2 separate regions of the Homo sapiens genome follow, and region 1 is linked to region 2. The links are chromatin loops, found by intact Hi-C in ENCODE. Cell type or tissue: adrenal gland. All regions are shown on one strand. Each heading gives the region's core, and the rest is flanking DNA. Links, peaks and the distances in the headings are about the cores only. Region 1 overlaps ARL6IP6 (ARF like GTPase 6 interacting protein 6). Region 2 has its middle 39 kb from the start of RPRM.

Region 1 (12,539 bases), core at 2,047-10,046, 780 kb before region 2:
AACTGAAATTCAGGGGCTTATTTCACAAGTAAGAACCTTTGATGGCTATTTGTCCTTTTGGAATAGAATTTGATTTAAAACAGTTTATAAAGGCAAAATTAATACCAACAATTTGAAAGTTTTACTAGGTTCACACATGGTCAGACTTACAAGAACATAATAATTGGATTGGACTTTTCCTTAGGATTTTAACTTTGTGTAATAATTAGCAAACATTTATGGTACCCAATTTATATGTCTAGACCAGATTGGATGCTTTTCGTAGTGGAACAGTATTAAATTTCTTTGGTCTATATTTTCCATGTTTCAGAGAATTTTAGAAAATTCAGTAGTGTTCTAACCTAGTTTATTCATGCCAGGAAAGTTCCAATTTTAAATATAAATTCCGAAATAAGAACATCTAAGATCTCTAGTTTATTCTGGAAATTTGGGGAGGACATGAAGACAAGAAACTAAATTATATTAAATTTATGTATGTTATTCTAATACTTACTATTGTTACTACCAGGTCTAGCCTACCTCATGGACAGGTTGTAGAGATAAAAACATTTACTTGAGAGACTTTATAAAATCAAAATTGTGCTAGTATAGTTATTAATAATCATTGGTACTACTGGCCTTCATTATTAGTAAACTCCCAATTTTTTTTGTCTCATATCTTTTAAAATTTTGGCTCGACTTCAAATGAAATGTGAATTTGTATATATGTGTATTATGTATATGTATACATTTTTAGTGTTTTAATCCCTATGTGTATATGAAATGTAAGTCATATGCTTTCCAATAAATTTTAGTTATGTGTTTTTGAGGTGGATAAACAATAATCTAAATTGACTAAGAGTTAAGCCTAACATTACAATGCCATCCCGTAGTTTACATGGGTACCACTCAATTAGAAGTTTACTTTAATAACAGGTATAAGTCTAGGGTAATGAGACTCGTTTCAAAAAAATCACCAAAAAAGTAATCGTATTTTTTCCTTTTATTTATATCTCACTTCCCTGAATTCTAGCCACACATTTCTTGCTGTTTAATAGACCTTGCTACCCAGATTTCAGAAAGCATTTTGCACTTAGAGTGATTAAAACTCTGTCTTTGCTTTGAAGCCATCAATATCCACCCATTTCACTCACCAGAGCTTGAAATTCTTATTCATTGTATTTGTCTATTCACCAAGTCCAGTCCTTCCTGACTTTTTAAATGTCATTAGAATGCTTCCTGTTTGCATTTTCACTGTTTTTGTACTATTTAAGGCTAGTGTACTTGACTTCTTGGCCTTCTGTCCTCTAAGTTCTCACTCTTCTAATTCACTCTATATACAGTCAGCCCTCTGTATCCATGGGCTCCACATCCTTGAATTCAGCCAACCATGGATAAAAAATATTTGGGAAAAAAATTACAATACAACAATAAAAAGTAATACAAATAAAAAACAGTATAGACAACTATTTACACAGCATTTACTTTATATTAGGCATTATAAGTAATCTAGAGATGATTTAAAGTATAGGGGAGGATGTGCATACGTTATAGGCTAATACCATGCCATTTTATATAAGGGACTTGAACATTCATGGATTTTGGTGTTTGTGGGAATCCTGGAACCAATCTCCCAGTGGATACCAAGGTGCAACTGAACTGCTGTCTTTCCATTAACAAAAAGAGATACAGTCACAGCCCTCTATTGGTTAAAAGCCTTCAGTAGCTTTCCTGTTGCCTTCAGAATAAAGTCCAACTCTTAAGTATAGCAGAACAGTCCTTCCCCAAATGACCCTACCCTACTTTTCCAACCTCAGCTATTTCCCTACTGCACCCTATATTGTAGTCACATACCAGATTAGCTTGACATCCCCCTCATAAACTATGCAATTTTGAGAAGTCATGATTTTACTCTTGCTGTTCTCTCTCCCTGGATTATCATTTTCCCTTTCATGTTGTCTTTTACCACTGTCACGATTCATTAACCTTATAAGTGTAAGAAGCCTCTGGGGTTAGAGAAGGTTTTAGTATTCTGTTAAAGATCTGCTATTCTGAGGGCATTTAACTAATTTTAAAAAAAATTATCTTTGCATTTTGTATTAAATTAGAATCAATTTAATAAAGGGCCTCAATTTTCCATGTATTTATTAATGTATTAGTCTGTTCTCATGCTGTCTAATAAACACATACCCAAGACTGGGTAATTTATAAAGGAAAGAGTTTTAATTGACTCACAGTTCCACATGGCTGGGGAGGCCTCACAATTATGGTAGAAGGCCAAGGAGGAACAAAGGCACATCTTATATGATGGCAGGCAAGAGACTGTGCAGGGGAACTGCTCTTTATAAAACTGTCAGATCTTGTGAAACTCACTCACTATTATGAGAACAGCAGCATGGGGGTAACCACCCCCATAATTTAATTACCTCCCACACGGTCCCTCCCACAACACATGGGAATTATGGGAACTGCAATTCAAGATGAGATTTGGGTGGGGCACAGCCAAACCATGTCATTCTGCCCCTGACCTCTCCCAAATCTCATGTCCTCACCTTTCAAAACCAATCATGCCTTCCCAACAGTCCCCCAAATTTCAGCATTAACTCATAAGTCCACAGTCCCAGGTCTCATCTGAGACAAGGAAAGTCCCTTCTGCCTATGAGCCTGTAAAATTAAAAGCAGGTTAATTACTTCCAAGATAACAATGGCGGTACAAGCACTGTAAATACACCCATTCCAAATGGGATAAATTGGCCAAAACAAAGGGGCTACAGGCCCATGCAAGTCCGAAATTCAGTAGGGCAGTCAAATCTTAAAGCTCCAAAATGATCTCCTTTGACTCCGTATCTCACATCCAGGTCACACTGATGAAAGAGGTGGGTTTCCATGATGTTGGGCAGCTCTGCCCCTGTGGCTTTGCAGGGTACAGCCTCCCTCCTGGCTGCTTTCACAGGCTGGCATTGAGAGTCTGCAGCTTTTCCAGGCACATAGTGCAAGCTGTCAGTGGATCTACTGTTCTGATGGCCCTCTTCTCACAGCTCCACTAGGTAGTTCCCCCGTGGGGACTTTGTGTGGGGGCTCCCACCCCACATTTCCCTTCTGCACTGCCCTAGCAGAGAGGTTCTCCATGAGGGCTCCACCCCTATAGCACACCTCTACCTGAACATCTAGGCGTTTCCATACATCCTCTGAAATCTAGGTGGAAGTTGCCAGACCTCAGTTCTTGACTTCTGTGCACCTGCAGTCCCAACACCACATGTAAGCCACCAAGGCTTGGGGTTTGCACCCTCTGAAGCAACAGTGTACATTGACCCCTTTTAGCCACGCCTGGGACACAGGGTACCAAGTCCTGAGACTGCACAAAGCAGCAAGGCCCATGAAACCATTTTTTTCTCATAGGCCTCCCAGCTTGTGATGGGAGAGGCTGCTGGGAAGACCTCTGACATGCCCTGGAGACATTTTCCCCATTGTCTTGGCAATTAACATTTGGCTCCTCATTATTTCTGCAAATTGCTACAGCTGGCTTGAATTTTGCCTCAGAAAATTGTTTTTTCTTTTCTGTCACATAGTCAGGCTGCAAATTTTCTGAGCTTTTATGCTTTTCTTCCCTTTTAAACATAAGTTCCAATTCCAAACCATGTTTTTGTGAATGAATAAAACTGAATGCTTTTTTTTTTTTGGGAGATGGAGTCTTGCTCTGTCACCCAGGCTGGAGTGCAGTGGCGTGATCTTGGCTCACTGCAAGCTCCGCCTCCTGGGTTCATGCCATTCTCCTGCCTCAGCCTCCTGAGTAGCTGGGACTACAGGCGCCCACCACCACGCCCGGCTAATTTTTTTTTGTATTTTTAGTAGAGACGGGGTTTCACCATGTTAGCCAGGATGGTCTCGATCTCCTGACCTCGTGATCCGCCCACCTTGGCCTCCCAAAGTACTGGGATTACAGGCGTGAGCCACCGCACCCAGCCAAAACTGAATGCTTTTAAGAGCACCCAAGTCAACTCTTGAGTGCTTTGCTGCTTAGAAATTTATTCCACCAGATACCCTAAATCATCTCTCTCAAGTTCGAAGTTCCACAGATCTCTAGAGCAGGGGCAGAATGCTCCCAGTCTCTTTGCTAAAGCATAGCAAAAATCACCTTTGCTGCTCCAGTTCCCAATAAGTTCCTCATCTCTGTTGGAGACCACCTCAACCTGGACTTCATTGTCCATATCAAGATCGGCATTTTGGTCAAAGCCATTCAGCAAGTCTCTAGGAAGTTGCAAACTTTCCCACATTTTCCTGTCTTCTTCTGCACCCTCCAAACTATTTCAACCTCTCCCTGTTACCTAGTTCCAAAGTTACTCCCACATTTTCAGGTATGTTTACAGCAGCAACCCGCTCTACCGGTACCAATTTACTGTATTAATCTGTTCTCACACTGTTAATAAAGATATACCTGAGACTGGGTAATTTATAAAGGAAAGAGGTTTAATTGACTCACAGTTCCACATGGCAGGGGAGGCCTAACAATCATGGCAAAAGGCAAAGGAGGAGCAAAGGCACATCTTACATGGCAGCAGGCAAGAGAGCATGTGCAGAGGAACTGCCCTTTATAAAACCATCAGGTCTCAAGAGACTCACACACTATTAGTGGAACAGCCACATGGGGGTAACCACCCCCATGATTCAATTACCTCCCACCAGGTCCCTCCCATGACGTGGGGATTATGAGAACTGCAATTCAGGATGAGATTTGGGTGGGGACACAGTCAAACCATATCAATTAGTAATTAGCATTTTTTGTTTTTGGGTTTTTTGAGACAAGGTCTGGTTTGGTTCTGTTATCCAGGCTGGAGTGCAGTGGCATGATCTTGGCTCAGTGCAACCTCCACCTCCCAGGCTCAAGTGATCCTCCTGCCTCCACCCTCTAATAAGCTGGGACTGTAGGTGTGTCAGCATGTCAAATAATTTTTTTATTTTTTGTAGAGACAGGATTTTGCCATGTGCCCAGGCTGGTCCCAAAACCCTGAGTTCAAGCAGCCTGCCCACCTTGGCCTCTCAAAGTGCTGGGATTACAGGCATGAGCCACTGCACCCAGCCTAGTGATCCAGTTTTAATATGAAATGGTGTCATATTAGAGCCTTAGATTATGTACTTATTAATAAATCTAAAAATGGTTTTGAAATGTATATAAAATATATGTTGTGTATGCACAAATGAATACAAAATATAAAATATAAAATATACACATTCATTTCTATACATACAAAATTTAGATGTGTATATATATTTGTGTATGTGTATATATTTGTATATAAATAGAATATATACACATTATAAATGTGTATAAATACAAAATAATGCATATATATATTATGTAGTCCTAGCTACTGGGAGGCTGAGGCAAAAGGATTGCTTGAGCCCAGGAGTTTATTATACAAAATAATGTGTATATACATTTTGTATTTGTACAAAATAATGTGTACATGTATACAAATATAAATGATATATATACCCAAATATAAGTGAAATATTTACACACACACACAAATACAAATGAAGTTGTTTTATAGTCAAAACCCTGCCCTCTAGTGTTTATGGAAAATATGCCGTTATTTCAGAAATGTCAGATTAAGTATATTCTCTATGTCACCAGTAGAGTGAGTCCTTGTACAGGGAAACAACTTCTCCACATTTTGAGAAAGTTGAAATCTTCAGACTTTTATTTTCTTCAAAATCAAATTGATATATTTTATCAATATGCGACATCATACTTTTATAAAAATATCTTTGTGACAGGTTATGTATTTTATCACCTAAAATAAGCAATAATATTAATGTAAGCATTTTTCCTAATTATATAAAAGTAATTCAGATTCTTTATTGAAAATTCCAAAAAAGAAAAAGAAAAATGGAAATAATCAAGGAAAATTACTGCTGACATTTTAACATATATTTTTCCATTCTTTATGCATATTTTAAAAATTGAAATTGGGATCACAATGTATATACTTTTTTGTAAGAGAGTAAAATAAATCATATATAACTGGTTTGTTAAAATAGTAGTCTTTTGCTATCTCTGCAGACTTAAGTACCTGGGTTTTTTTTTTTTTAACAGAATAGTTGAAGTGGGAAAACCATTTGAGAAGACCATATTTACTGTGACTATCAATTGTGTTTCCTTAGAAACAAACCCCTCAGAGGAAGAAAAAAAGTAACATTTATTACTGTTTAGTAAATATTAGGTGACATATTTAATGAAATCATCAGTTTGGGTCAATAATTCATAAGAAGAGGTTGAGATTAGAAATAAAAGCATTTTCCTTTATTCAAATTTTTTATGTTTACTGTTATATATTAGATAAATCTTAGCAATTTTCACTTTTACGTAAGCACAAGATGTTTAGGAAATACAAGATAGAGAACTTTGCAAGATATATTTCCAGATAGGTACTTAATGGACTTCAACAGGCATATTTTTTGGAAAGATGGTTCCATGTATTTGTAAACTTCGCTAAGTCAAAAGGTATAGTGCAATATCACATATATAAACTTGTCAATTAGTAAGCTATCCTTTTCTTTGTGTATTTAATCCAGTAGACTGGATGGAAAGTCTTGTTTTGGTTGTTATTAAAGGTTTGTTAACAGTGTTAAAGAACAAGAGGCAGAGGCAGTAAGTTTAGATTTTTTGGAATATCTAAATAGGCATTCCCATGTTTCACTATGTTATAATTCATTATCCTGCTTCTTCTACACTACCTACTCAACATCTCCAGTTCATTTCTCATCACTTTTCCCTGTTCATTGTCTGGGTTTTGTGAGTGATTTCCAAGAGACAAATGTAACAGTGTATATATAGTCAGTATTTTAACATTTTGGTTATCAGCTTTAATTATAGTTTTCAGGAGTTAATGCATCTAACTATGTTACCTACCCGTGGAAAAATACTGCATGCAAAGAAAAGCTAGAACTCTAAAGATAATCGTGGGCTGGGCATGGTGGCTTATGCCTGTAATCGCAGCACTTTGGGAGGCCAAGGTGGGAGGATGGCTTGAGCCTAGAAGTTTGAGACCATCCTAGTCAACATAGTGAGATGCTGCCTCTACAAAAAATTTTAAAAAGTATCCAGGTGTGGTGAAATGAGCCTGTATTCCTAGCCACTGGGAGGCTGAGGCAGAAGGATTGTTTGATCCCAGGAGTTGAAGGCTGCAGTGAGCTATTATATCGTGCCACTGCATTCCAGCCTCAGTGACAGAGCAAGATACGCTCTTTAAAAAAAAAAAAAAAAAAAAAAAGAACTTTGGGGTTCATTCTAGGCTTGGCCATTGGCAGCAGAACTTTAAAGTCCTCTTGATTGGGAAAATGTTAGTTATGGATACCAGCTGTGCCTTACAGTACATTTTCCTGAACAAGTCTACCTTTTAAGCTAATATTCTAGGATTTCTAGGGATGTCTTAAGAGAGTCCTATTAAACATTATGGGGGAACTAATGCCCTCCTAAGCCACCCATCTCGTAGGTGTTACTATTAGTCTGGTGTTTCCATTTTTTAATAGATGAAGAAACCAAGTCTCAGAAGTTTAAGCCACTTGCACAAAGTCAAGTAATTTGCAAGTAACATAGTTTGCAACTGACTGTTTATTTTTATTCACCATACTAGCTAACTTACCTCCTCTGCATTATGAAATTCATCATCAATAGGAGGAATTTCACTAATTGAAACAGCATCATTTTATTGACAATTAACAGGCACTCTGAGCTTTTGCTATGTGGCAGTTTTGCCCCCACAGTATTGCTAAATCAAAAGACTTTCTCTGTCTTTTCCATTGTTTTCTCCTAGTACCTGTATTCCACTTTAAGACTGCACTCCACGGTTCACATCACCTATGCTCAAGCTTCATCTAGTGGTGAAAGTATGTAGCTGCAGGTTAATAGTTATTCAGTGTGCTAGAAATAAAAACCACTCTGATAATAAATGTCACATCTAGGATAGAAATGTTACTCTATAGTAATAAGCTTAGTGGAAAAATGATAACATGAGTGATGGGTCGTATTGCTGACATGAAAAAATGTTCACTATTTAGATCAAACGTCAAATTTAACAGCATATACTCAAATAACCTTCACAGTAGGACATTAACATTGTAGGAATGTAAAACAACCTGGGGATTCCAAAATAAGTCATTCTTGGCAAGTAAAGTTGGTTTATTAATTTTAAGTCTAGTTAATTTGTATAACCTAAGCATACAGAGTAAAGTGGCAAGCGCCCCTAGCATGTAATGATTTCCGTAGCTGAAATCATTGTGAAGGGAGTTACTATGCCAAGGAAGCTCCTTAATAGGACTATTATTTTATGCTAAAGATATCCATAGATATTTATTTCCAAGGAGGAAAAAAAATCAATGCTTGTATTTAAAGTTGTGAGGATAGTTCAACTATATAAATGGAAATAAAGTACTGCTGGAAATTTCAAATTGCAAGCTTATGCTGATCAAAGGTATATAAAAGTAAGATTTCTGGTGAATTGGATATCTGAATCCAAAGCTTGGATTGTTGAATCATCCAGTGAGAAACTGATTTTAAATAATTTTCTCTCTGTTTTGAGAAATGCTATAGAAATAGCATGTCTTGCAGTCACAGCATTGTAGTTTTTGGAGCATGTCTCAGTTCTTAAATCTTCAGTTGACTTCTATGCTAAGAGATTTCTTATCCTGAATCTTACAAGTGAACATGAGTCTTTTTGAGGCATAGATTGAATTGTTTTGAAAAGAAATCTCCACCTTGAGTATAACTCTGTTCAGTTTAATGACCTCGAACATCTATGTTTATGCTAAAAATATTTTTGAAAGGCATGATTTAAAATTTTCCTAGATAGCTTTTAAAAGAGACCAAAACCTTCAAAGTCATCTCACAGATAGTCATTTTGAATTACCAGAAGTCAAACAAAATTATTATATTTTTATCATAACTAGACTCAGTTTTAAGCTACAGTATTCTTCAGGTGTCCTTTGAATAATTACATTTGTGCATTTCCTAGGCAGATTGGAAGACACAGTTGAATGTCTATTTTATAGAAGTCAGCATGAATTTACTCTTACATTTTTAGAGAAATTTGAAGTTTGGTATCTTCTCTTTAGATATATTATTGGTTGTATTTATGGCTTATTTGATATAGGGTTCATGGCCAAAATGCAGGGAAACTTCAGTTATTAGTGTTATATCATGATTTCTAGGCATATGCCAAGGTAAAGAGTGGTGTCTTTTTTTCACAAATGCCTGCTAAAATATAATCTATGAGATTAGATTGGGAATTTGCATTATTTCACAGTTAATATACAAATCAGCGGGTATCTGCTACCTTCCTCATGCTATCAATCTTTATTGTCTGATCACTATGAATTATCCATCTTTCCATTTCTTCTTCTTCCAACCACAAATAACATTTGATAAATATCCAGACACTCAATTTTAGAAAACATGCTTTTAATTTAATTTTTATTTAATGTAACATTATTTATATGCATCCTTGTTTAAAAAAATTGTATTGCCTTACAATGCAATCTGGAATCTGCAAAATAAATTGTAAGTGAGAAAGAAAAGGGAACAAGTTAATTTTAGTTTGAATTAATTTTTGGTAAATTGTTTTTAGTAACTATTTTAGAGAGTAACATGATCTATTACTCTTTTACATGTGTTACTTCCTATGTAAAGCGTTCTGTATGTAATTAGATGCTAACATTTGTGTGTGAGAGTGTGTTGTTAACTGTAGTAGGGAGCAGCAGATAGTAAAATACTTTGACATGTGAATTTCCTGGAACATTCAGGATTCAGTATTGGCATCCTGTATTATAATGTTACTTTTCTATTCAACATTAGTTTGGGTCTTTAAAATATTGTTATTAGGGTTTTTCTCTGACGTCTTCACATTGAGGGTTAGGAAGATAGAGAACAAATAAAACAGTTGAATCATAATATGCAATTCAAGAAAAGGGAACAAGTTGATTTTTGTTTGAATTGCTTGAAATTTGAAATTTCCAGCAGCACTCAGTTTTCTTTAATACAGTTAGCCTATCCTCATAACTAAATACAAGCACTGATTTTCCCTCCTTGGAAATAAGTATATGTGGACATCTTTAGCATAAAATAATATACGAGTGTTACAGGTTCTTAACTTGGGCATATATATAAGCCTTGGAGGTCAAAAACAGTGGGTTAGTTAGTATTCAAATTAGAAATTTCTTTTCCATGCAGACTAGATTTAACATTGAGCACAGTGAATTGACTCTACTACTCTTTGATACAGATTTTGGAGAGCTGCCTCTTTGTCGAATCAGATTCTTTATTGCCATGAACTAATGAAACAGATGTCAGATGGCTAATTGCAGTAGGAGAGAAAAGCTACTGACAAAAGAGATGGTTCAGGAACTTGGCCTTGATATTTGAGTATCATGAAATCTCATTATCTGGGGACTATTCAGAGCCATCAATTACAGTGCTGTCACTATTAATGAATATATTGATGGCATTGCACCGCGGCTTCTTGAAGTAAAGGGTTAAAGTACATGCATATTGTGTAAGATATATTTCATTACTGTTCTGAATGGAGATATGCATAGATATAACAAAATCCTCTAGGAAATTGTATTAACTATTGGTTTTATTGTTTCCATAAAGTGATACAGCTAATGAGTGCTTGCTTTGTACCTTTTTTTTTTTTTTTTTTTTTTTTTTTTTTTTTAAAGACAGGTTCTCACTTTGTTGCCCAGGCTAGATAGCAGTGGCATGATCTTGGGTGACTGCAACCTTTGCCTTCTGGGCTGAAGCGATCCTCCCACCTCAGACTGCTGAGTAGCTGGGACCACAGACATGCGCCACCACATCTGGCTAATCTGGCTAATTTTTGTATTTTTTATAGAGACGGGGTTTTGCCATGTTGCCCTAGCTGGTCTCGAACTCCTGGGTTCAAGTGATCCACCTGCCTCGGCCTCCCAAAGTGCTGGGATTACAGGCATGAGCCACCTTGCCCAGCTGCTCTTGCTTGTGCTATTTACAGTGTTATATATGAGTAGCTGAAGAGGGACAAGTGTCCATATGCCCAGAGCAATACTGACAAGAAATACTTGAGAGACAGTGCTTGCCAATTTTGTACTTGGAACCCTTTTTGTTTGTTTAACAACCTATAAATTACCAGAGGCAGCCTGATATAATTAAAAAGGGTCTTGAAGTCAGGAGAGGTAGCTTCCAAATCCAACCTACCCTAGCAGAAGGACATTTGAGCAAGTCAGTTAGTATATCCAAGCTATAACTTCCTCATCTCTAAAATGGAGTAAAAATAATGGTACCCTCATAGGCAGTAAGTGTAAGTTTACTAAAGCAACAGATACGTCAGATGATAAAGCAGACATAGTGTCAGAGGTTTTCTTTTCTTAAGGTTTTTTGAGCTGGAAGTCTGACCATGGCCTGCCACAAGTTGCCAGTTATCTTTTCTTGGATAATTGTTATTTATCCTGAGATTTTATCCTTTCTTTTTTTTTTTTTTTTTTTTTTTTGAGGTCTTGCTTTGTTGCCCCAGGCCGAAGTGCAGAGTGGCACAATCATGGCTCACTGCAGCCTCAACTGCCTGGGCTCAAACAACCCTCCTGCCTCCGCCTCCCAAATTGCTGGGACTACAGGCGAGTGCTGCTATGCCTGGCTAAATTTTTTATTTTTATTTTGTAGAGATAGGGTCTCACTAAGTTGCCCAGGACAGTCTTGAACTCCTGAGCTCAAGCAATCCTCCTGGCCTAGTCTCCCAAGGCACTGGGATTACAGGCGTGAGCCACCACGCCCAGCCAACAACTAATTGTTAATATTATCTCATTTAGTTTTAATAAGAACACTAATGAAAGGAATTATTATCCTCATTTTAAAGATTGAGAATTAGATTTTCTGGTAGGTTAAAATAGTTCTGTGACTAGTACAGCCATGACTAAACTCCAGTGAGGAGAGAGCTAGCTTTCCAGGTCTTTCATTCTGATCATATTAAACAATTGAGCTTCCTATTCTCTCCATTGTCTCTTGCTTCTGCGCATACTGTTAGGTGTTTAGAACACTAAATCCCTCATACTCAATTTTAGTTCAGGTATTAGCTCTTCTTTGGAATTTTTTCTCCCCTTCTACAAGCTGAATGGCTCCTTTATGTTCCAGTAATACTGCCTGCAAAACAATCTACTACGTCACAAGATTCTGTTATCTTCGAAGGCAGTACTGACTCCTTACTCATTTCTCTCTCTTTTTTTTTTTCCTTTTTTTGTTGGTTTGAGATAGTCTCACTCTGTCACCCAGGCTGGAGTGCAGTGGCATGATCTTGGCTCACTGCAACCTCCACCCGCTGGGTTCAAGCAATTCTCCTGCCTCAGCCTCCAGAGGAGCTAGGATTACAGGCCACCACACCCAACTAAGTTTTTGTATTTTTAGTAGAGATGGGGTTTCACCATGTTGGCCAGGCTGGTCTCAAACTCCTGGCTTCAAGTGATCCACCCGCCTTGGCCTCCCAAAGTGCTAGGATTGCAGGCGTGAGCCACCATGCCTGGCCAAAATTTTT
Region 2 (12,539 bases), core at 2,793-10,792:
CCAGGGTTGTAGTTTTGCCAAGTGAGTACTATAAACAAGACTGAAGCGGGAGTTTTATGGGTGAGTATAAAGAAGTATTTATATTGATAAACCATGTAATCCCACATTGGTAAGAGAAAATTAAAACACAAAGGAAATGAGAGGTAGGGATAGGTGGTCAGCCAAAATAAATTATATCCCAATGGGGTTGAAGAGGAACTGGAGTCTGGAGTCCAGTGTCTGGGAAAGATAAGAGGTTGTAGGCAAAAAGGAAAGTTCTTGAAAGGAAGATTATGGAGAAGGCACAGTTATTGGTAATCTGCGTATGTATGACCTACAATGTAACCATGGGGAGAGGGGCTGAGATATGATAGGGTCAGGGTCAATGGAGGAGTTGGGGATAACTGAACGGGGAAGTCATGGAATTGGAAGGCTTACCTATGAGGACATTGAAACCACTAAAACCCATGGCGGGGGAAGCACTGAAGAGAAAGACGGTTATTCAGATCCAGATCTTCAATGAAAGGGAGGATGACCCTAGAGTTTGTAGTTGACTGCCACAAAGCAATGTGGCAGGTGGTGTAGACTTCAAAACTGGGTTTTTAGAGAAGAGAGGGTCAATTGTTTGAAAGCAAAAATGAGAAGTATGAAGAGCACCTACACCACTTCTAGACACCATGAACAATACCCGTGGAAGTAAAAACAGCCATGCTTCGTGAGGGCTACAGACTTTTTACACTAGATGAGAGTGAAAGCAGTATTTGTAAATTCATTGACAGCAGCAATATGTCATGGTGGTTAAGAGTGTGAGCTCTGGAGCCTAACTGTTTATATTCCAGTCACACTTCCTTTGCTTACTAGCTTTGTGACATTAATGCCTGAGTGCCTTGTCTTCTTTATCTATAAAATTGGGAGAATAGCAGTATCTGTCTCCTAGGGTTACTGTGCAGAGTAAATGAGTTAATACGTGTTAAAACACTTAGGATAACACCCGGCACATATTAAGAGTATGCAGTTAATAAATGTTAGCCATAATGATGATAATTAGTCATTTTTAATTTGCTTTTGAGGGGTAAAAAAGATTATTATTGTTGTTATTATTATTACTCATTTTTAATTTGCGTTTAGGGGACAGAAAAACAGATGCCTGGCAAAGAATGAGTAAAACTGTTTTCTGCCCAGCTGAGTTTATTCCAATTTCATTTGAACATTTGGTCCCCATATGATATACATTAGGTTTCTGTAGCATCAGTTCCCTGTAATATTAATTGTTTTCAACACATGTTATTTGCTAATTTAAAAAAAATTCTAAAATATTCTGAGAAAAGAAATTGTAAATAAGGGGACGATCTGTTGGATGCTTGAGTCCCCAGCATAGTATTGAATTTTAACCCATAGCGTAAAATAAATACCTGTTGAGTACATATGATAGAAATAAATAATTGGATAAATTAACTTCCAGGTTTTTGTTTTTGTTTTCAGACTCTCATGTGTTCTTCTAGGTGAAATATATTTCTCGTAGACAACTTATTCATCGTCCTTTTCTCTTTCCCATTTGAGTGCTTCTGAATCTTATTTAATTACTTTCATAGATTCATATTTATTGAAATTGCTGCTTTGGAAACTTAACTTTGCCATCTTATTTAGAGAAGTTGATTTTCCACAAGTCCTATTTGTTTTGTTTCCCTTACTCATTCCCCTAAACACATCAAATTATCAGACTCAAACTTGTGCTGTTTTCTTTTTCTTATTAATCACTAATGCTTGTCAATATCTATGTCTATCTCCTGAATAAGAAAATAATCTGAGCAAATTTTCACTTCCTTAGGTCACTACCACCTACCCTCTTCCTCAGTTAGTTTGGTGCCTAAGTTTTAGTTGTGTTTATTTTTCCATTGGTCATCTTTCTCTAGAGAACAAAACACTTCAGTAATTCCATTATTCCTTTACTTTCATACTTGTTTCCATTCCCATACCTAGGGCTTTTCCCACCACTCAAGCTCAGGGGAAGTCCATGGGTTTGGGATCTAGCTGAACTGGAGGCAAACTGACCAAGGAGGCACAGGAAAGCAGAAGCTGGCAGACAAACCCTTCTCATTTCCTAACCCGGAAGACACTTGCCTGTCTGGAATATAATAAATATAACTAAGCCTCCAGCTGCGGTTTTCTGTGTGTTTGAAGCGTAGAGAACTTGGAAACACACCACCTGTACTTGCTTTCCCTGCTTCCTTTCTTTACTTTCCTTTTCCTCTCATTCTTGCCACCCTAGAATTGTAGTTTCTAAAAGATCTTTAACCTGTAAGGTTTGTCTCAAGCTCTATTTTCTAGGGGATATTAAAAACATTACATTATTTCCAATCTAAAGTTTTTAATTTTTTTTCTCTAATTCTGGGGAATTCATTTTTATTATTCAAATTATCTTGTTTAGTCTTTCTTAACACTTTTATTTTCATCCTCATATATCTTATCTCCTTTCTTTCCTCTCTTTAGCTCTTACCCATTCCTATTTGAAGAGTTTCTTGCCATGACATTCCAGCTTCTGAAATCATTCTTTAGGCCTATCAATTTTTTAAAACACATCCATTGGGTTATTTATTTCGGTGACTATATTTCTCAAGCCCACTGTTGCCAATTGATTGTTTTCATACTTCATCTTCCTGCTTCATTTTGCTCATATTTTTCCCATCTCTCTGAAAGCATTTGGTCATTTTATATTCTTACTCTTTTTGTTCCATTTGTTAAAGTTCTGCTTTTGTAGTGTCTTGCCAAACCTGTCAGTCACTTTTTGCCAAGAATGGTAACCTTGAGGGAAGGATAAAAGCCTGGGCCCTGATTTCTGCTCCTGCAGGAGAGTTGAGGGATGTGAGATGAGGACCTTTTACGGATGGGCATTTCTGGGTTCACATCTCCCCTCTCTTCTCCTCCGCACTCTCCATCATTCCTCGCTCCAGAGGAACTTACCAGGATTTCTTGCTCCAGTCCTCTTCATTATCCAGGTGCTACCATTCATGTTGCAATTGCCTATGGATTTTTCAAGGGGTGGGGATAAGGGACACTCAGATGCTTGTTCTTTATGCTATTGGCTGCTTCCTCCATGCTTTTGGATACTTGGTTGGATCCTGCAGTGCCTAACAGGTGCTGTGCTGAGAATGCTGCTTTAGTGGCCAATCATCCTGGTCAGTAATCGGGACGGGACAATGTGGGAAGAGCATACAGACAGAATGTTCTCCCTCTGCCCACCCACTCCTCCCCATCCTGTTTCCTCTGTCCTTCTCCAGGAAATCCAGAAGATGTTTATTGCTTCCCACCCAAGACCCCTAAGGGTTTTTAAGTGTTTTGGTTGGGAAGATGCTGAGAATCACCCTAAGATCCATTAACCTTTCTGTTTTTCTGGTCCATCTCCAGGTTTGGATGTTGGGGGAGGGAGGGATATTGTAGCCCAAATTGGTTCACTGTCTTTTCTCCACTGGCAGTATTAGAGGGGTTTAAACCCTTCAGTGACTTTCTTTAAGATACATCCTAAAGTGTAAATCACTTGATAGGTCATAGAAACCATAACCCTGATCTGGTCCCTCTTTTTCCCAGCCCGATGACCCCACCTCTCTGCCGTAGCTCCCTCTGCTCCTGCAGCAAATAGTCCTTTGCCGCTCATTGAACACATGCTGTTATTTCAAGCTTCTGTGCTTTGCACTTTCAAGTCCCTTTGCTCTGAAAACCTTCTGGCTTTATCTGCGAAATTCCTAGAATATGTTTACCCATTCTCCCACCATCAGCAAGCACTGAACAATCTTGATCATTTATTCAGGAGACAAATATTTGCCAAGCAACAACCATGTACCAAATCCTGAGAAATAAACTAAGGCAGCATCGGTGAGCAAGGTAGCCCGTGCCTTCTTAAAACTTCTACTGAGAAAGACAGCTTGGCGATTGACATGCAGTTATAATAAATTTAATAGCTAGACGATTAAGTATATGATCCTATGGGACCACTTAGTGGTGGTACCCAGTGCAGTTTACGGGAAGTAGGGAAGGCTTCCTGTACTAAATAACCTCTCATGGGTTAAGTTATGCAGAAAAAATGATCCAGAAGGTGTTCCCTGCTAAGAGAATGTTATATGTTGAAAGACACTAAGGTGAAAAAAAAAGTATGTGAGGAATTAAAGGATTCTCTTTGGCTGGAATATATGTTGGAAGAGTGGCAAGAGGCTGGATAGATTAGGTGCCAGCTCCACTATGGCTGCTGTTAGACGTGATAATATCTTACCAAAGGGCCATGACAGCAACTGAATGTTTAAATTTATTTTTGAGAAATCATTCTGCCTATTGCATACAAGAAGAACCGTAGGGGCAACTGTAAGACAAAGACCAGTTATGAAACTGTTGCATTTAATTCAAATAAATGATATGACTTGGATTAGAGTAGTTGAGGGCAAAGTTCTCATTATTCTATGCCACTTTGATCTACCATTATTGTACTTATTGCACAGTATTTTAATTATTTATTTATCAATATGTCTTCAAAAGTAGGCCTGAACTGTTTAATATAGCTAATATCCTTTTTGGAGTATGGATTCTCAGTGCCTGATAGTGCCAAAGTCCTCAGTAAACAAACACCTGTAGAATGAATGAGCGAATTATCTTACTGGATGATTAATTTGGCAGGATTGATTAAGGAGGTGGAGAGTTTGAAGGCAGGGAACTGACCAATTAGGAGTTAGGAGACTTTGCAACAGCTAGGAATGGGAGAGGATGTGTTAGATTTTGATAGGAATAAAGAAATGTCATTTATAGTAATAGGTTAAAAAGAGAAGTAGAAATAGAGTTTTGGGGAGATTACAAGTTAGGTGGTAGGAAGAGAGGGAATTTCCTGTCTGGTTTCTTCTGTTTCCTTAATGAAATATGAGAAAAAGGGCATGTGATGGAGGATGGGAGGATAGAGAATAATTGAAGTGAGAGAGGATGTGAAATGGCAATTTTATAGAGGGAGAAAGGGAAAATTCTCCCTAGGAAATTGTAGTAGCATCATGTGCTGAGTCCCATTTTTGTTTGACAAATAGTTAAATAATTGAAATAATTAAGCATGAATTCCATTTTTAAAAACTCAGATCTATAGGATATCAAAAAAGATCAGGTTCAGGGCCAAAAGATATGCTTTTATACTTCCTTTACTCCTTCCCACTTCTCTTTACACAGTATTCAAGTGCTCTCTTATCCTCCCCACAAATAACTTACTCTCTTGTAGGGTTTAGTTTTTCCTTACCTTCCACCTCCTTCTCCACTCTTTATTTTTTAATTAGTAACTATTTTTTCCTCTGAGTTCTTAGTATGTGTGTCCCACTATGGCCAGTCTTCTCTGCTCAGAATTTGGTTCCAGGTGAGAGGCTCAGAGTCTGGGAAAGAAAATCTGTGGGGTTTGCTATTGCAAGGGACTAGTGGTAGTAGGTGGGTTAGTCTATGGACATTCCCACCTTCATTTTTATCATGTCATAAAAAATAGTACATATACTCTCCCTGCCTTTTAGAACAGTAGGTCTCAACCATGAAACTGTATATGCTTACCTCTATGGCTTTTAAAATATTCAGTGGCTTCTTCAGGAATTCAGATTCAATAGACCCTGAGTGTTTTCAAAAGCCCAGGGGGTGAAACTAATACGTGCTCTGAGTTAAGAATTACTTTTCTTACTCGATAAAAGGAACCAGAGCTTCTAGGAGAAGTGATTGACTTCAGCGCTGGGACAAGAAAATATAGTATGAGGTTTGAAACCCTTTATGGTGCCAGAAAGCAGAGAAATGTTCAGAAGAGAGAGGTTTGTCAGAGAAACACAAGAGACAAACCTGAAGGAACTAATGGCCAACACTGGAACAATTCGAGTCAGAAAATATTGATAGTATTGAATTTTACCCATGGAATCAAGCAAATTTCCATGAGTCCTTACTACTATAAATGAATAATTGAATAAGTAAATGGGAGCTACAGATAGCTCTTCCTCACAGTAGAATTTCCATTAATGTAGAAGGAAAAGGGAAATAGAGAATCACCATTAGGCAGACATCATAGTAACACATATTGTAGATAAATATCCACCAATGTGTGCTAAAATCAGTTGGCAAAAGTTTGAAGAGAAAGAGGATGTATATAGTTTCAAGGTATCTCCCCTAGGATGCTCATCAACTACAGAGAAGAAAATAGTAAATTTGCAGTGGAATAACCAAATACACAGTGACTGAAGTGACCAAGGTAAACATCCCCAATAAGAAGACATATCAATAGCATGAAACACTTGATATGATGCACTGAGCAGGACACAACATGATTTAAAAAATGATTCGTGCCAGAAATGAGTATCATCTTTATGGTGCTGAGAAAACATGGTAGCTCAGGACAGTCACACATTTTCTTCTTCCTGGATATACTGCCCTCAACTCCAGACCCCTGTCCAATACACACACCCTGGCCCTTCCTTTGGTAGGTTCTTATTTTTTCAGTGTTCTTCCAATGACTTCAGACATGTTATCTGACCAATCCAAATATGTTCTTCTATTGTTTTTCTCATAGTTCTTTCTTCGTAGCCCTTATCATAATGAAAGTCACACACAATCTGTCTCCTTGTTTAGTGCTGTACTGCATGCTCTTTGATGGGAAGGACCATGTATATTTGTTCATCCAGGATACTTGATACCTGACATGGTTTCTGAAATGCGTATGGAGACTATAAAGATTTTATAAAAATGAGAATGAATAAGTGGAGAAACAAACAGAAGAAAAATCCTGTTTCTGAAGTAGAAATCCAAAATATACTAAGAAAACAAAGTCACAAGACATGGGCTTGAATCATGTCTGTTACTGACTTTATGTGACTAGGCAAGTATATTTTAAACCTCTTTGTATTCTAGGTACTGCTAAATTTATAAAGTAAAGGGTTTGTATGAGTTCTTAGTATTGGAGAAAGATTATTATTTTAAATTATAAAATTGTTATTTGAGTTCAATAACTAAAACTAGAAGTTACTGAACTAGAATAACTATAAATATCTATTAGATGGTGAAATATCTGGTATCTGGTTCTATAAATGTTTAGTGGGTTCCTAGAACAATAATTAACTTCTCTGAGCCTTTTCTTATCAGTCCCAGAGATGGAAAATGGGTTTCATATGAATTGAGAGCTCTACTGAAAAGGCTAAGAGCCTTGCATTGACTCAGCACAATACAGTACTGTAATTGGGTACTGTGATTTCTGACTTGGGCACAAAAGGGTGCATAAGACATATGCTAGCCAGATCATTTCCATCCTTGGAACAAATGACTTACTATATTCTTTAAATTTCTGCTAATTATGTCATTCTATATATGTTAAATTGTTGCTAAGCCATAGACTAAGAAGTTAATGGGTAAGTCTATTGTGTCCAAGGCTCCTAGGACTTTTAGAAACCCCTTTAGCTTAACTTTACTACAAATTGCTGCTATTTCACACGTCCAAACAGGATTCTGTTGATAAACTGTAAAATCGATATTTTCCATTTAAACGGCTTGATTTAATAATTCACAGGGTTGATAATGTTTATTACAAATTTTGATTGTTGATATTGTTAGCAGAGTTAATCTATCAATCCTGCAGGTCTAACAATTTCCTTTGAGTTCTGTGCTGAAATGAAAACAACTGGGCACAGCATGCCATAACACACCAAGTTAAAAGGATCAGGAAGAGTCTAAATAGGAAATTACAGTCAACAGGATAGTACAAGTATTCTTAGATTTCCAATTGGCTAACAATGATGGATTGCAGCGCCACCTGCTGGTCAGAAGCATTGTCTTTTTTTTCTTTTTAACTGTTTTATGATTTTGTTGCCCTTTCATGGGCTTTTTGCTTGTATGTCATCTATAAATGTAGGGTTTATTTAGATAAAGTTTCTTCTTCAATCAGTTGACAAATCAAGCCATTCTGTTGCTAGCTCACTTTTGCTATAAAAGATAGAGCAATAGGCTTCAATGGGAAATATTTCTTGTGATTAAAAATTCTCAACCTTATTTTTTCTCCTATTTTGTATTACAAATAGAATCCCCCTGTAAGAAGCTAAAGTTAGAGGAGTCACAAAAATGGAGTGACAAGGCACCATTGGAATCCATTACATTTTATTCCTTTGGGTTTGTTTTAGCACTTCAAGTTTAGTATTATTTCTTAGGTAAATCCAGAATATCTGGAGTGTTCTGGACATGTCACAAATTATGGCTAGCAACCCAGCAGCATATAATGTGGCCTGAAGATCTTCGTTTTCTTAGAGTCTGACTGCTTTGATTGGCTATTACTAACTGCAGATGTGGTCCATCTTTAATCTCTCTCCCTGTAGGGCTGGCAGCAAAGGCACCAGATGCTAAATTAAACTATTAAACATATGATGATGTTAATATGAGCCAGACATCTTCCTGTCTTACTAGAAAAAAAATTTACTCATTTAAAAATAATATTTAACAACATATTTGAGTTATTTATTTTAATGATCTTTGCACATATAATTTTTATTTCAGGCAGTAAGGTACCTTAAGGAATGGATAATTGTTGCATCTGTTTCTCCAGAGGTCATAAAAATAATACAAACACTAAGCAATTCAGGCTAGTGTAGATCCTAATTGGTTGGGAAGGTTAGCAGCTAAATTTTGTGATCTCAGGGCATCATTTGAGGTTCATAATTCTTCAAAATTTTCTGGTGACCAAAGAACACAGATATCTTTTCAAGCTTAGTTTGGGCTTTCAAAATTTTATGAATTGTTGGCTTCATTGAGAATCTAAAGATTTATTCAAAAATGCAATCTGAAGAAATCAGAACTCAGTCTGACCTCAGGAATGCTTCATTTCTTTATTTCTTTATTTTCTGGTCAGAAAAGGAGAACTCATCAGAGGTTCCCATGGAAGAGTTTTATCTTAATGCTCGAAAAATAAAAGTAAATGCTGAGAGGTTGGCGCATTGGCACCTAACATTTTCCTGCTATTGACTGCCCTACTGCTTTTCATTTCTCTTATAATTTATTTCAAAGACATTTTCTCTTCTATTTTGATTATTCCCAAAGTGATTTTAGAACCCTTTTAGTGGTACATTATTATCTTCATAAATTATTAGAATATAATAATCAAATCTGAATAATTTCCTTTCCGTAGACAAAAGTACATGAACAGAAGAGACCATGAGATATGTAAATCATAAATAGGTTATTTTGTTGATGAATATGAGCTCATGGAGATAATTGAATAGAGATTTCTTTTAAATTGCACATTTTATTAGTGAATGTTTATACATTCCCTATAGCTCCCAAAATTCCTTTTGGTGCATGACAGATTTAATTTTAACCCTATTTTATACTTTTAAAACATGTTATTATTTTACTTTAAAGGAAGACAGTGATGTTTAGGAAGTACACCTGAAAGCGCCATATAAAGTATCCTTGTAAGTTATATTTGTTCTATGTTACAGATGTTTTAAAGCATAGTCCTTCTTCTGAAGAGCTCCAAACATTCTTTTAACTCATTCTAATTTTTCATTAGTGTTTTCATTCTAATTAATTTACACAGGACCACTATGGTAGTGGATGATAAATACCATTAGGTTTTTTTTTTTCCTAATGGAAAAGCTTTACCATAAAGTTTTAAGTTGCTTGCCTAAGTTCTTATTGTCCAAAAACATAAACTACATCAAATTTTTAAAAGACTATTTTTGAGTAGTTTTAGGTTCAGGGCAAAATTAAGAGGGAAGTACAGAGATATCTCATATATCCCTTCCGTCTACACATGCACAGCCTTTCTCATTATCAACATCCCGTACCAGAGTGGTACATGTTATAATTGACGAACCCACAATGACACATCATTATCACCCAAAGTCCATAGTTTACATCAGGCTACATTCTTGGTGTTGTACCATCCTGTGGATTTTGACAAAGGCATAATGACATGTACCCACTACTATAGTATCATACAGAGTATTTTCATGGCCCTCAAAATCATCCGTATTCTGCCTATTTGTTCCTCTCTCCCTCTACTCCTGGCAATCGCTGATCTTTTTTGGTCTCCATAGTTTTACCTTTCCTAGAATGTCATATAGTTGGAATTATATAGTATGTAGCCTTTTCAAATTGATCTCTTTCCCTTAGTAATATGCATTTTATGGTCCTCTGTGTCTTTTCATGGCTTGACAGCTCAGCTCATTTCTTTTTAGTGCTGAATAATATTCCATTGTCTGGGTGTACCACAGTTTGACCATTTGCCAACTGAATGATATCTTAGTTGCTTCAAAATTTTGGAAATTATGAACTAAACTCCTATAAACATCTGTATGCATTTTTTTGTATGAATATAAATTTTCAGCTTCACTAGCTAAATAAAAGAGGAGCACATCATGCCTGTAATCCCAGCTCTTTGGGAGGCCGTGGTGGGCAGATCGCTAGCTCAGGAGTTTGAGACCAGCCTGGCCAACATGGTGAAAGCCTGTCTCTACTAAAAATACAAAAAATTAGTCAGGTGTGGTGGCACGTGCCTGTAGCCCAGCTACTCAGGAGGCTGAGGTGGGAGAATCGTTTGAACCTGGGAGGTGGAGGTCGCAGTGAGCCCAGATCGCGCCATTGCACTCCAGCCTGGGCGACAGAGTGAGGCTCTGTCTCAAGGAGAAAAAAATAAAGAGAGAGAGAGAGTGGCACAATAAGTGAGAGTGTGAGAAGTGAGGCACAAAACTAAACTTACTCATATGCTAAGAGTAAGTTTAGTTTTGTAAGAAACCAGTGTACTGTCTTCCAAAGTAGCTTTACTATTTGCATTCTTACCTGCACTGAATGAGAGTTCCTGTTGTTTCTGTTGGTGGTGGTGTTTTCATTCTGGATTTTGACCATCCTAAAAGGAGTATAGTGGTATCTTGTTGTTTTAAATTTGCATTTCCCTGAAGACATATGTGGAGCATCTTTTCAGGTACTTATTTTCCATGTGTACATCTTCTTTCGTGTGGTGCCTATTGAGATATTTGGCCCCCTTTTTAATTGGATGTTTTCTTATTTTTGAATTTTAAGAGTTCTTTGTGTATTTTGGATAACGGTGCTTTAATAGATATGTCTTTTCCAAATATTTTCTCCCAATCTGTGGCTTTTTGATTCTCTTCATAGTGTCTTTTGCAGAACAAAAGTTTGTAGTTTTAATGAAGTCCAATTTATCAATTCCTTCTTTCATGGATTGTGCTTTTGGTGTTGTATCTAAAAAGTCATTGATAAACCCAAGGACATGTATGTTATCTCTTCAAAGGTTGACAGTTTTGTGTTTTACATTTAGGTCTATGATCCATTTTGAGTTATTTTTTGTGAAGGATGCAAGGTCTGTGTTTACTATTTTTTTTTTTTTTTTTTTTTTTGCATGTGGGTGTCCAGTTGTTCCAAACACCATTTGTTGAAAAGATTCTCCTTTCAATTGCGTTGGCTTTGCTCCTTTGTCAAAGATCAATTGACTATACAGGTCTATTTCTGGGATCTATGTTCTCTTTTGATGATCCAAATTTTTCTGATTACTGTAGCTTTATAGTACATCTTAAAGTCAGGCAATATCAATACTCCAACTTTGTTCTTCTTACATATTGTATTGGCTATCTGAGTCATTTACTTCTCCATATGAACTTTAGAATCAGTCTGGTGATATCTACAAAAATAACTTGCTGGAATTTTGACTGGAATTGCATTGAATCTATGGACCAAGTTTGAAAGAACTGACATCTTAACAATATTGAGTCTTTTGTTCATAAAAACAAAACATCTCACCGTTAATTTAGTTCTTTGCTTTCTTTCATCAGAGTTTTATAGTTTTCCTCAGATAGACCTTGTACATATTTTGTTAGATCTGTACTTAAGTATCTTATTTGAGTGCTAATGTAAGTAATATTGTGAGTTTAATTTCAAATTCCACTTGTTTATTGCTGGTAGAGGGGAACGTGATTGACTTTTGTATATTAACCTTGTATCTGGCAATCATGCTGTAATCACTTACCAGTTTCAGAAGAATTTGTTGACTCTTGAATTTTATATATGGATAATTATATCATCTGTGAACAGAGTTTTATTTCTTCCTTTCTAATCTGAATATGTTTTACTCTTTTTTCTTCTCTTATTGCATTAGCTAGGACTTCCAGTATGATGTTGAAAGGCAGTGGTGAGATGACCTTGTTCCTAATCTTAGTGAGAAAGATTTGAGTTTCTCACTATTAAGTATGATGTTAGCTGTAGGTGTTTTGTACATATTTTTAAGTCAAGTTGAGTTATATATTTCCCTGTATTAAACATTTACTGGGAATTTTTTTTAATCACAAATGGGTGTTGGATTTTGCTACTTTTTCTGCATCTATTGATAGATTCATGTGTTTTTGTTTGTTTGTTTTCTAACCTGTTGACGTGATGAATTACATTACTTAGTTTTTCAAATGTCAAATCACCTTTGCATATCTGGCATAATTCTCACTTGATTGTGGTATATAATTCATTCTATACATTGTTGAACTCAATAACTGATATGTTGTTGAGGATTTTAAAATTGATATTCCTGA

The links. A loop is a pair of places that touch in the nucleus more often than their neighbours do. Peaks named below come from ENCODE experiments on the same cell type or tissue, not always from the same donor. Only the 100,000 strongest peaks of a DNase experiment are listed, where the experiment ranks them.
Region 1: a loop joins it to region 2, with 4 times the contacts of the local background. A loop is called at or near these places in 28 of 110 quality-filtered maps.

What each region holds. Positions count from the first base shown.
Region 1 is chr2:152,735,341-152,747,879 of GRCh38, forward strand. All of the region lies in intron 3 of ARL6IP6 (ARF like GTPase 6 interacting protein 6), which reads left to right. Among named protein-coding and RNA genes, the nearest start is that of ARL6IP6, 23 kb to the left of the region's middle. In adrenal gland, for the core only: CTCF peaks have their summits at 5,593 (motif pointing left) and 7,864; no DNase peak of the experiment used is centred there.
Region 2 is chr2:153,511,707-153,524,245 of GRCh38, forward strand. It overlaps a transcript of GALNT13 not described here. Among named protein-coding and RNA genes, the nearest start is that of RPRM, 39 kb to the left of the region's middle. In adrenal gland, for the core only: a CTCF peak has its summit at 7,778 (motif pointing left); a DNase peak (open chromatin) is centred at 7,745.